Regions from separate parts of the Homo sapiens genome. Here region 2 is linked to region 1. Evidence: read pairs that join two places in POLR2A ChIA-PET (ENCODE). Cell type or tissue: GM12878. All regions are shown on one strand. Each heading gives the region's core, and the rest is flanking DNA. Links, peaks and the distances in the headings are about the cores only.

Region 1 (5,000 bases), core at 1-5,000:
TGGATTTGGTTCTATTTTCTATTTTTTCCTCTTTCTTTAGTCAGATCTTGTCTTGGTATAGGCCTAGTTGTTTTTAATTTATTGCTAGACATAATTTGAATTTTGGGGTAATGTTATTTTCTTCTAGAGATTACTTTTGCTTTTGGCTAGCAGCTAGTCAATGGGCAGATCACTGTAATGCAATCAGGGATTGACATGATTGAAAGCTGGGCTTTAGTCTTTGTGAGGACTAGTCTTATTTTCAGTTCATCCTTTTTCCTAGGATGTCAGTCAGAATCCTAGCCCAAAAACCTTGGGTTTTACCAGGTCCCTCTCTCCTTTGTGGACCCTGAACTCTGTTTGTTTTGCCCTCTAGCCCTGTGGTACTGCCTAAAGCTTTGCTCAGCTTCTTGGCCACTCAACCTCATATTTGCTTTCAGAATTGACAGCAATTCTTGTCTAAAGACAAGGTGGCTTCCGATGCCTGGCCCACCTCTCAGTCTCTCTCTTCTCCTGGACCCCTCTCCCCTACCGTTGTGACTCTTCGAAAGTCTTCAAGCCAATTTTTTGTTTTCACTATTCAGCAAGAGGTTTAGTCCAACAACCTGGTGGGCTGCTGCTGAATGTCGATCTCATCTCTTGGTATTTGTCATTATTTCCCACTTCTCAAAGCTAGAATATGTGGCAAGTTTACAAATATGCAAAATAGAGTTCAAGTTAATGGCCTCCTCACACATGAACCATACCTTATGTCCTATATTTCCCATTAAGAGTCAATGTTAAAACTCTTAAATAACATCAGTTTAGAGAACTTCCAGGGGTTTTGCTGTTTTTTTTTTTATTTTAAATAAAGCAGTATGAATATTTTAGATTTAGGAAATTTAGAGGTTTGTGTTATAATGTGAAAACATTATTGTGGATCTCATTGGTGCCCACTTTCCATGTTTTACTAAGTGCCAGTGTTTTCCCTGTTGGGAGGAAACTAAGAAATTTGCTTTCTCAGTGCTTCAAATTAGTTTTCAATTCATTTCCTTCTATTTCAGCCATATATTTTGGACAGAATTCACTCATTCCAAGATTGTTTCATTAGTTAGCAGATAGATTGCATTTCTTCTTAGATTTAAGGCTGTTTCTTCACAATTCACTCTTTTTTGTGCCTTTATAGAGGGTGCTCGAGAGGAAGACCTCGATGCTGTGGAAGCGCAGATTGGCTGCAAGCTTCCTGACGATTATCGATGTTCATACCGAATTCACAATGGACAGAAGTTAGTGGTTCCTGGGTAAGATATTCAATGTTTTGGTTATTTTTAATGATGCAAGTTATTTTTTAGAATGAAAGTAAATAAATTGTATTTGTAGTTACCCTTAACAAATTAAAGAAGCATGGGAATTCCCTCTTTCTCCTTTATAGCAATCCATAAGACAAAATCTATAGCTTGAATTAGATTTTACCAAAATAAATATATCTCATAAAAACACAATTTTTATCAATATATTTGTATAGTTAAAATGAAGTCTGGTATGGGATGGGGGATGGGACATACAGTAAAGGTATGTGCGATATATTTTAACCAAATTCTTCAGAACTCTTGAAATGTGTATCTTATTACAGGCCAGGCAAATTATTTTGGGAGCTTGACGCAAATTCTACCTACTATACATGTAAAGAGCAATCATTTGTCCAGAGCTGCATACACTACACTAAATAAAATTGTTTTGTCATATTAAACACAGTCTATAATTGAATGGCCTGTTTAAAATTTAATTCTAAAGAATGAAGTATTTATTGTGGAACTTTTTTTTTTTTTTTTGAGACAGGGTCTTGCTCGGTCCCCAAGCCTGGAGTATAGTAGCATGATCTCAGCTCACTGCAGCCTTGACTCCCCTGGCTCAAGCAATCCTGCCACCTCAGCTGTCCCAGTAGCTAGAAGTACAGGCGCACCACCATGCCCAGCTACTTTTTTGTATTTTTTGTAGAGATGGGGTCTTGTCATGTTGCCCAGGCTGGTCTTGAATTCCTGGGCTCAAAAAATTCCTGCCTCAGCCTCCAAAAGTGCTGGGATTACAGATGCAAACCACCCAGACTTTTTTTTTTTTTTTTTTTTTTTTTAAGAGATGGTGTCTTGGTGTGTTGCCAGGCTAGTGGTATTTAACTCCTGGGCTCAAGCAGTCCTCCTGCGTCTGCCTCCCAAGTAGCTGGGGCTACAAGCATATACCACTGTGCCTGGCTCAGCTTTTTTTTTTTTTTTTTAAGATTTGTTTTATAAACTTTTATTATTTTAAATTTTTATTTTTTTATTATTATTATTATTATTATTAGAGATGGGGTCTTACTATATTGCCCAGGCTGGTCTTGAACTCCTAGGCTCAAGGGATCCTCCTGCCTCAGCCTTCCAGCCACTATATCCACTTTACATTGTGGAACTTTTGGGTAAAAGTAGACCATGCAGTAGTCATCAAAACTCACCCACAGTTTTAGAAGGCATATATGCTTTGAATGGGTCTACTCCTTTTGTACTTTTATGAAAGTAAGCTATTTCAGAGACATTGTGCTTGTGAAATGCTAATAAGAATTTAAGGAGAACTTTGCACTGTTCTTATTGGAACCTGGTGTTCCTTTGTATGTGAAGAATCATGTGAGGCTCTGTTACAATTTCAGATGAGGGTTGAATGAGTACAGGGAATCCCAAAGGTGATCACATTGAGATTATAAGGTATTCAGAAGTCAAATCTTGGGGGCAGGGTGTGGTCGCTCACACCTGAAACTAGCTCTTTGGGATGCCAACGCAGGAGGACTCCTGAAGTCAGGAGTTCAAGACCAACCTGGGTAGCATAGCAAGATCCTGCCTGTCTCTATAAAAAATTAAGTTAAAAACAATTTGCCAGACTTGGTAGCATGCACTTATAGCTCCAGCTACTCAGGAGCTGTGGATCTCTTGAGCCCAGGAGTCTGAGGCTGCAGTAAGCACTGCACTCCAGCCTGGGTGACAGAACAAGATCCTGTCTCAAAAAAAAAGAAAGAAATCAAATACTAGGCATGGGTCAGACATAGAAGTCAGTTAGGACTAGATGACCCTAAATTATTGGCTATTTTTTCCTATTGAACTGAAACTTGACAAAGTTGAAAAACTGTCAGATTTTAAGAGCAAACAGGAGAGAACTTTGTTAGAAGAGTTGCCCAGAACTGACATGACCAATAGGTCATAAATTGCAACACAGGGATTTTTATCTATACATGGCTCAAGCATTGAGACTTAGGAATCTCATCAAGGAATACCTTGATACCTGTATTGCTATATATATATTTAATGAGATTAATCTATACCCCAGGCATCCAAGTTTTTGAAACTTTGGACAAGGTTTAAGCTGCTTTACATTTATACTGTCTGGTTGCATAGGGTAAGCTAAAGGTTGTATCAAGATAACAGCATCAGAGAATTTACTTCTTTAAACATTAAATTGGCCACACATACATGGCTAGCAAAACACCAGCAAATCAATATATCATGGCAGGATAGATTGTTGAAAACAGTAAAACTGTATTTCTTTTTAAAACATTGCCATTTAGACATTTAATTAATTTTCAATTTAAATCAGAATCTTTTTTCCAATCAAAAGAGTTTGAATTAAATATTTAGAAATTATAGTGCTTTGGGTATTCCTGATTTAGAATTGTCATGTTAATTAGTACTTATAAAGTTGTGAGTGGGAAATTATTATTCATCAGAAAGATGAAGCACAGCTCTTTGGCACTGCCGTGTATTACATGTTTGAGTCTGTATGCTCCTCAGGTTATTGGGAAGCATGGCACTGTCTAATCACTATCGTTCTGAAGATTTGTTAGACGTCGATACAGCTGCCGGAGGATTCCAGCAGAGACAGGGACTGAAATACTGTCTCCCTTTAACTTTTTGCATACATACTGGTTTGAGTCAGTACATAGCAGTGGAAGCTGCAGAGGGCCGAAACAAAAATGAAGTTTTCTACCAATGTCCAGTAAGTAGAACGTGTGTTTAAATATGGCATTAAGATGTGTTCTGATGGTTGTATAAATGCATGCATTAGGTATTTTCAGGATTGTAGAATGGGTATAGAATATTATGCATTTTAGTTATAGACCTCTCTAACTAGAGTTAATATTCTGACATAATGGCATGGAACCCAAGAGAAAACTTGACAGTTGGACATAAAAAACTGGTGTATATACAGAGGAAAAGCTGCAATTTGTCTTAAGGTATTTTAAGGAAAATTAATGAGGAGCTTTTTGTTGAAGTAATTAATTGTAATATGTGTTTCAGACTTTCCAAAAATTTAGCCTTTGAACATCCTTTGATTCATGCTTTGAGTGCAATAGAAACTTTTAAAACTTTGTTCAGTGGGTATTTGATGTATCGAAAAATGTAGTTCTTTTTTAGGAGACTTTTATTGTTTTAATGTAACCACAGAAAATATGGTATTGGTTTCATTTAATAAAAATGAAAAAATAATTTTCAGTTATCAGTAATTTCTCAGTTACACAACCTCTGCCTTCATTTTTGCCTAGATATGAACTTTTTACTTAAAAAAGGAATTTAAAATAGAAAATTCTAAATTTTGGCTGGGTGTGGTGGCTCATGCCTGTGATCTCAGTACTTTGGGAGGCTGAGGCGGGTGGATCAACTGAGATCAGGAGTTTGAGACCAGCCTGGCCATCATGGCGAAACCCCACCTCTACTGAAAAAAAACACACAAAAACTAGCCAGGTGTGGTGGCGCATGCCTTAGTCCCAGCTACTTGGGGAGGCTGAGGCAGGAGAATTGCTTGAATCCGGGAGGCGGAGGTCATAGTGAGCTGAGATCGAGCCACTGCACTCCAGCCTGGGCAACAGAGCAAGGCTCCCTCTCAAAAAAAAAAAAAAGAAAATGCTTTTCATAGTTGAGACATGTGACTCTATATAACATTTTACATATTTAAAGAGCTTTTATAGCTTTAACTTTTTAAAGCATTTTCATACTTTTTATCTCATTTTTTTACTTGATGTC
Region 2 (7,940 bases), core at 1,586-6,585, 160 kb before region 1:
GTACTTCTCCCAAGGAAAGAGAAGCCATTCTAGACATTCATTGTGCAGATTAGAAGGAATGGGCTTTCAATGCCCTACTTGAGTTCAGGAGACACTAGACTGATGATCAGTGGCATGGACCAGTTTGGTCTTCTGTGCTCTTTACAGCTGTTCTTTTGATTAGTCCATGCCTGTGGCATGCCAGTCATCAAATATTTCTAATGTCACCCTGGAAAGAAAGAAGAATGCCTTGTTTGTAAGGAGTTAGAAGTGGACAATCTTCTCAGAGGAGGCTGGGGATATTCTTAGAAAACAATAGCTCCCTGGCTTGGGCACATAAACAGGCTATGTGCTTGATGGTCCTTCAAAGTCCTGCATGGACCCCAGGATCTCATAAATACTCATATATTCTGACAAATTGGCTGCTCTCGTTTGGAAAAAAAATAACTCTTAACATCAGAAGTGTTCCTTAGTAGAAACATGTGTTTGCCAGTCCTGCTTCACCACTCCCTTCCTCAGTAACTCCTCACCTTGCTGTTCTTCTCTTCCCACTTACATTCTTGGTGAGACTTTCCATCAGGCACCTTTCCCCTCGGGCCAAGGGAAGGCCATGACTGGAACCCAGTGAGGCTGCTCAGATGTTTACTTGGAATACGAATCTTGAATCAAAAGACACAGAGAAAGCAGCGCAGATACATCCCTAAACAGCACCTATGAGAAAGCAGCCCTGGTTGCTAATATAAGACCCAGCTATTTGCTTTTTTCTTCAATTACACCCTATAGAGTGGAATTATTTTTATTTTCTAAAGTTATCCAGAGTCTATTTCTGTTTTCTGCAATCCAAAACCCCCCAACTCACACAGGGTTCGATATCTAATGTCAGTGTTTTTTTCTTAGAAGCTTTTAATCCTAAAAGACAGATCTTTCCTTCCTGGCCCAGCCTCCTCCAACCCCAGGACCTAAGTCCTTTCTCTTCCATTTCCTTCCAGAGCTTCCTGAGCCAGGGCGGAAAAGGGCTCTTGTCAATGTGCTAAGCTTTACCTTGAGGGATGAGTGAAGACACCCTTTAAATTACCTATAAAACTCTTTGATTCACTCAGCATAGGTTGCCATGGGCAATTTGCTAAGCTTATTGATCATTTTCTGTTTAAATTAAAGTTTGATGTCCCGGAACAGGCTGTGCAGTGCATGGAGTTAATGGAAAAGGTTGAGATCCAGGGGAGAGACACTCACTGTGGAAATGGAGGGTATTCAAGGGGAAAACAGGGAGTCTATGAAGAGGAGATTGTCAGCACCAAGTTGTGGTAAATATGATGGCGATAAAAAAGATAGAGAATGGGATTCTTTTATGGAGAAGGGCAGCTTCCCAGACATTTAAAGCCTCAGGGAGACAGTGGAAAAAAATGTATTCATTCCACAAATATTTGTTGAATGCCTATTATATGTCAGACACTGTGCTGGGCGCTGGGGAACAATAATGAAGGCACCATCGTTGAGTCTCAGCTCTAAATCAGTGGTTCTCAAAGTGTAGTCCCTGGTGCCGCTGAATCCCCATTGCCTGGGGCGGATGTTCAGGCCCCACCCCAGACCTACTGAATCAAACTCTGGAAGAGAGGCTCAGTCCCTTCCAGAGGAACCTGGTGCATGCTATAGTTTGAGAACCACTGCTCTAGATCTTAAGCCTCTGAGGAGTAAACCCAGGCTCCTGAGAACCAGGAGCTCAGCTTGAGTCAGTGTCATTATCACAAACATCTGTTGAGCATTTATCATTGCCAGGTATTATGCTAAGCATGACATGGGTTCTTTCTTTCTTTCTTTTTTTTTTTTTTTTGGTGACAGAGTCTTACTCTGTTGCCCAGGCTGGAGTGCAGTGGCATGATCTCGGCTCACTGCAACCTCCACTTCCCACGTTCAAGTGATTCTCCTGCCTCAGCCTCCCAGGTGGCTAGGATTACAAGCGCCCACCATGACGCCCAGCTAATTTTTTGTATTTTTGGTAGAGACAGGGGTTTCACCATGTTGGCCAGGCTGGTCTCAAATTCCAGACCTCAGGTGATCTGCCCGCCTCAGCCTCCCAAAGTGCTGGGATTACAGGCGAGAGTCACCGCACCCGGCCCAACATGGGTTATTTCATTGCATCCTTACAACAAGCTTTCAGATGGAGGATGAAATGGAGGCACGCTGGAAGCAGGCAGGGTAGGTAGAATTCAAACACAAGAGTTTAAATGTTCTGTCTACCGTCTCCCAAACACCAACCTCCCACAAGTTCTGTGACTCTTTCTGCCCTGGTTAAAGCTGACCTTCAGATTGACACAGAAACATGGTTTCCCCCAGATGAGCTATATTGTGAGGCTGGATTTATTTATTTATTTATTGAGACAGGGTCTCATTCCTGTTGCCCAGGCTGGAGTGCAGTGGCGCAATCACAGCTTACTGTAACCTTGACTTCCCCAGGTTCAGGTGATCCTCCCACCTGAGCCTCCTGAGTGGCTGGGACTTGACAGGTATTTGCCACCCCACCTGGCTTATTTTTTATATTTTTTGTAGAGACAGGGTTTTGCCAAGTTGCCTAGGCTGGTCTTGAACTCCTGGGCTCAGGTGATCCACCCATATTGGCCTCCCAAAGTGCTAGGATAACAGATGTGAGCCACTGTGCCTGGCAAGGTTGGGCTTTAGGTGCTTGAGGAAGAAGAGGAAGTAAAAGGGCAGGAAGTGTAGAATAGACTAGGAAGGAGACAGAGGAAATGTTGGCAGTGAGAAGGCAGGCCAACAGTTCCACCTGCCCAGTTATCTTCATCTTTATGGGAAGCTAGAATTCAAAATCACCATACACTGATTAGGTATGGAAAAATCTCATCAATTCAGTGAAAAAGGGTTTTCACATCCTAATGCCTAAATGTCAAGCCCTTTAAATCTTCCACTTGCAGTGTGTATCAGTTTTGTATTGCTGCAGTAACAAAATCAGTATTCATTTGCCATGGCTGTTGTAACAAATTACCGTAAACTTAGTGGCTTAAAACGTTAAGTTTTATTCTCTTATAGTTCTGGAGGTCAGAAGTCTAAAATTAAGGTGTTGGCAGCACTGCATTTCTTCTGAAGACTTCAGGGGAAAATCTATCTCCTTCTGTTTTCCAGCTTGCATTTTCCAGAGGCTTCTTGCATTCCTTGGCTTGTGGCCCATTCTTCCATCTTTAAAGCCAGCAGCTTCTTCTCTCCTATCTGACATATGCTTCTGTTCTTACAGCTTTCTCTACTCATAGACTTCCGTCTCCCTCTTATAGGGACCCTTGTGATTACATTGGACCCAACTAAATGCTCCAGGAGAAACTTCCCATCTCCAGATCTTAATTTAATCACACCACCAAGGTTGTTTTGCATCTAAGGTAACAAATGTATAGCTTCTGGGGATTAGCAGGTAAACTTTTTTTTTTTTTTTTTGAGACGGAGTCTTGCTCTGTCGCCCAGGCTGGAGTGCAGTGGCACGATCTCGGCTCACTGCAAGCTCCGCCTCCCGGGTTCACACAATTCTTCTGCCTCAGCCTCCCGAGTAGCTGGGACTACAGGTGCCTGCCACCTCGCCCAGCTAATTTTTTTGAATTTTTTAGTAGAGACAGGGTTTCACCGTGTTAGCCAGGATGGTCTCGATCTCCTGACCTCGTGATCCACCCGCCTTGGCCTCCCAAAGTGCTGGGATTACAGGCGTGAGCCACCGCACCCAGCCACAGGTAAACATCTTTGGGAAGGGTAGCACTATTCTGTTTGTCATACTCTTCTGTCCTTAGGAAAGTCATTTTTCTTTTGGAAAGCTTCCATTTCTCAAAAAAAAAAAAAAAAAAGGTTGGGGGGATTAGAATACTTCTTGGTCCTAATCTTATAGGAATATGTACATCATTTCAATTACAGATGTAAACATTATTGTTGCCTCAGTGTCCTCATCTGACAAATGGGATAAGAATGGTGTTTCTTCCTCATTCGGTTAAAAATCTGTATTGCTTACCTACTCTGTGCAATGTTGTGTTCATGTTCCATTGGAAAGGCCCCGACACAGTGCTACAGAAAAAAAAAAAACACTCAGCAAAAGGTAGCTGTATAAGTTAGATGTTATAGTCTTAACTATGTGTCAGCAACAGACAGAGATGAGGCCAATTCTCTTGAGTAACCAACCATCTGATGACTCATATCATCATGCAATGTTTGGAAGAGCAGCAATAAGCTCAGGTTTCAAGATGCTTCGGTGATCATGAACTTGAGGGCCTGTCCACTGAGCTGAGGTGTCAAAATGAGCCTCAGTATTTCCCGTGGTAGGTGACAGGCTGAGGGCTGTTACCACCAGAGGCTGTTGCTGCCATTCGCCTGGAACCACGTTTGTTGATGATCAGGGGAACAAAAAGCAGCAGCCGTGTCCACCAGAAGAGAGACATTAAGGTTGATTAAGTGAGTGGGCCAATTAGCGTCTGGCTTCATGCAGTGTGGAGTTAATTAGCCTCTACAAAACAACAACAGCTGCCTTGATGGTAGGGCAGGAGGCCCAGCAGAGAGGAGCCAGGGGAAGAGAAGTGAGAGACCTAGTGCTTAATAACTTGGCTGCAGTGGGCCCTGCCCCACTAAAATGTAGAACAAAGCCCAGGGCAAACTTGCTTGCCTGCTTCCGGACCGTGCATGGGGTGGAGAGCCACAGTCTCCGCCCGTTAGGGAGAGGCCAAACTCAGACCTCAGACTTACATTTCTTTTTGAGACTAAGTCTAGCACAGCTTAGTTTGCATTCTAACAAAAATCGCTGCTCTACACGTCATCTTGATCCTTAACTCCCTAATTCACAGTTTCCTAATGTTGATATTTTTTCCTTATTACAAAAGTAATACATACTTATTGGGCGGCATTTGGAAAGTACAGAAAAATACCTAGAAAAAATAATCCCTTGATCTTGAAATAGATTCTTTCATTCATTAATCATTTATTGTTTACCTACTAAATACCACTGCTGTTCAAGGTGTTCAGAAAAAGCATATATCAGTTTAGTTTTTTCTCCATGCAAATATATATGCTGTTTTACAAATTGAACTCACTGTGCATGATCTTTAATTATCCCCTTTTTAGCAATGCGTCACCATTTTTCCTATCCTGTTTTAAAATGTTTTTTTAACTACTTAGCCTCTGTGGTTCCGCTAATTACACATCATTGTATTGCGCATTTACTTATGCCTTCTGCCTCCTCTTCTAACAAAGTTCTTCAGGGTAGAGACAATACCTTTTTACCACTATATCCCCCATAGCTCAGAGCCTAGATCAAAGCCGAGCATGTGGTGGGCACTCATTAAAAATGCGATAAATGAGTAAGTAAATGAGTGAACGAATTTAGCCAGTCCTTTCTTGTGGGCCACTAAGGTTGTTTCCACTTCTTTACCATTGACAAAAGCTGTTGTACCAATTAAGACTGGGTTCAAATACAAGTGACAGAAACTCCTCCAAAGCAGTGGCTTAGACAAGATAGAAGTTTCTTTTCTTTTCTTTTCTTTTTTTTTAACAAAAGCCAGGAAATTAAGGCCAGGTGCCATGGTTCATGCATATAATCCCAGCCCTTTGGGAGGCTGAGGCAGGAGGATTGCTTGCGTCCAGCCTGGGCAACATAGTGAGACCTTGTCTCTACAAAAAAAAATTATTTGGGCATGGTGGTGCACGCCTGTAGTCCCAGCTCCTTGGGAGGCTGAGGTTGGAGGATTGCTTGAAGCTGGGAAGTTGAAGCTGCAGTGAGCTGAGATCGCGCCACTGCACTCAGACCTTGGTGACAGAGTGAGACCCTGTCTTGAAAAAAAAAAAAAGGCAGAAAATTAGTCCAGAACTTGTATGATGCTTTGCTATTCATTGGTATGGAAGCTAAAGCTTCCAAGCAACACAGAAGGGAAAGGAGAAGGACATGGACCTTTCCTAGAAGTTCCAGATACCACTTCTGCTTGCATTCTTATTAATGAGGATTTAGTCACATGACTGTATTAACTGCAAGGGAGTCTGGGAAATGTGGTCTTAATTATGCAGCTAATACCCAGAGCTACTGTAAATTAGGAAGAAGGGGAAGAAAACTGGGGGATCATAGCTGGCATGGCTCTTTGACCCCTGGGTTGACCCCAACCTCTAGCTAGTCCTTCTGTAATGCAACCCTTAGTTTCTCTAGATGTGGGGGTCTGGATATCTGTCAGGTCAGCCTGGCTTATTGGCTTCAGGCCTGGGACCAGTGTACTGGAAGGGTTTTAGTGCCTTCATCTCCCTGATGTAAACTTCATCTTGCCAGTTGACTTAGTCATCACCAAAGATTGACTCAATAAAGATGCCGCATTTCCCAGAGGATGGTTTTCTAATTAGTGTGAAGAGAAAGTTCCAGCTGTGAGGACAGGAATCCGAGTTTCTGAAATGCAATGATTATTAGTAACAATCAATCAACCAGCTTCACAGGACAATGGAGAAAAAGCCAGCTCTCAAGGATGCTATGTGGAGCAAGGATGATGGCTGCCTGGAACAGGAGGCAGTGTGGCTCAATTGCAATGTGGCCAAGCCCCTGAGACAGAGAGAGACTTTGTAACAAGGTTTTACTGCCTGCAGGAAAAATCCTGCCAAAATGCATTCGGGAACGTGCTGGGAGACATGTATTCATTATTATGCCCCTAGCAGCTATCGCAGGAAACCATCTGGGCTCAGTTGGCCTATAAATTTGCAACTTGCAGTTGGGTGGGCTACAGGGAATTGGCCAAGCAGGAAGTCAAGGTGTGAAGTGGATCTGGCAGGTTCTATACACAGGGCTAGCTCAGAAAGTTGCCACTACTCGCAGTTATTTTTCCTTTTAATTTTTTATTGTGAAAAAATCACACATAGAGAAAAGTGCATAAAACATAAATGTACACTTTAACAAATTATCATAAAGTGAATACAGATGCTATAATCACCCGGGTCAAGAAATAGGACATTGTCAGCTCACTAGAAGCGTCCTATGTGCCCATTTAAACACAACACCCCTTTTCCTCCCAAAGATCACAATCCTGATTTTAAGTATAACTTCCTTGCCTCATTTGACCGTTTTGCCATTTAAGTGCTCACTCCAAAACAATAGTGTCTATTTTTGAACTTTATATTGTTGTACAGAATCATAGAGTTCATATTCTTTTGTGTCTGGATGTATTTGTTTATTGATTTATTGATTTTTTTAAGAGACAGGGTCTTGCTCTATTGCCCAGGCTGGAGTGCAGTAGTGTGACCATAGCTCCCTGCAACCTTGAAATCCTGGGCTCAAGTGATCTTCCTACCTCAGTCTCCTGAGGAGCTGGGACTCCAGGTGTGTGCCACCACATCTGGCTATTTTTAAATTTTTTTTGTAGAGATAGGGTCTTGCTGTGTTGCCCTAGGCTGGACTTGGACTTCTGGCCTCAAGTGATCCTCCTGCCTCAGCCTCCTGATGGATTTTCCTTTGTGCTCAACATTCTTTAAAAGGTTTATCCATATTGCATAATATGAGCATAAAGCCTACTTTGTGTATTTTCATTACTGAATATTATTTGGTTTACCTATTTTACTGCTTTTAGACATTTTACTGTTCCTGGACATTTGGGTTGTTTTCAGTCCGGGTTTATCACAAATAATGCTGCTAGGAACATTGTTGTACATACAGGCTTTTGCACATATGTGTGTTTGAGAACCACATCTGTAATTCTCAAACTTCAGTGTGCATAAAAATAGCTGGTGAGCTTGCAAAGATAGAGATTCCTATTTTTTTTTTTTTCCCTAGTAATCCTGATTGAGTAAGTCTAGGGTGGGGCCCCTAAGTTTTCATTTCCAACAAATTGTTACTGAGCTACTGAACCCTGGACCACGCCTTGAGTAACGTTACAGAGCAGGGGTTGGCAAACTACCTCCCATAACCCAGAATGGGCCCACTACCTCTTTTGTACAGTCCATGCACTAAACATGATTTTTAC

Evidence for each region. Peaks named below come from ENCODE experiments on the same cell type or tissue, not always from the same donor. Only the 100,000 strongest peaks of a DNase experiment are listed, where the experiment ranks them.
Region 2: POLR2A ChIA-PET joins it to region 1 with 7 read pairs; 2 of 35 experiments call an interaction of 5 or more read pairs at or near these places.

Annotation. Positions count from the first base shown.
Region 1 is chr11:33,754,746-33,759,745 of GRCh38, reverse strand. FBXO3 (F-box protein 3) reads left to right here. Exons shown (of 11, transcript NM_012175.4): 4 at 1,145-1,259; 5 at 3,771-3,975. Among named protein-coding and RNA genes, the nearest start is that of FBXO3, 17 kb to the left of the region's middle. In GM12878, for the core only: no CTCF peak of the experiment used is centred there; no DNase peak of the experiment used is centred there.
Region 2 is chr11:33,909,172-33,917,111 of GRCh38, reverse strand. It overlaps LOC105376621 (a long non-coding RNA gene), which reads right to left. Exons shown (of 3, transcript XR_931176.3): 3 at 5,474-6,379. It overlaps LOC124902659 (a long non-coding RNA gene), which reads right to left and starts at 4,015. Exons shown (of 2, transcript XR_007062648.1): 1 at 3,977-4,015; 2 at 2,989-3,198. In GM12878, for the core only: no CTCF peak of the experiment used is centred there; a DNase peak (open chromatin) is centred at 4,331; H3K27ac peaks cover 875 bases.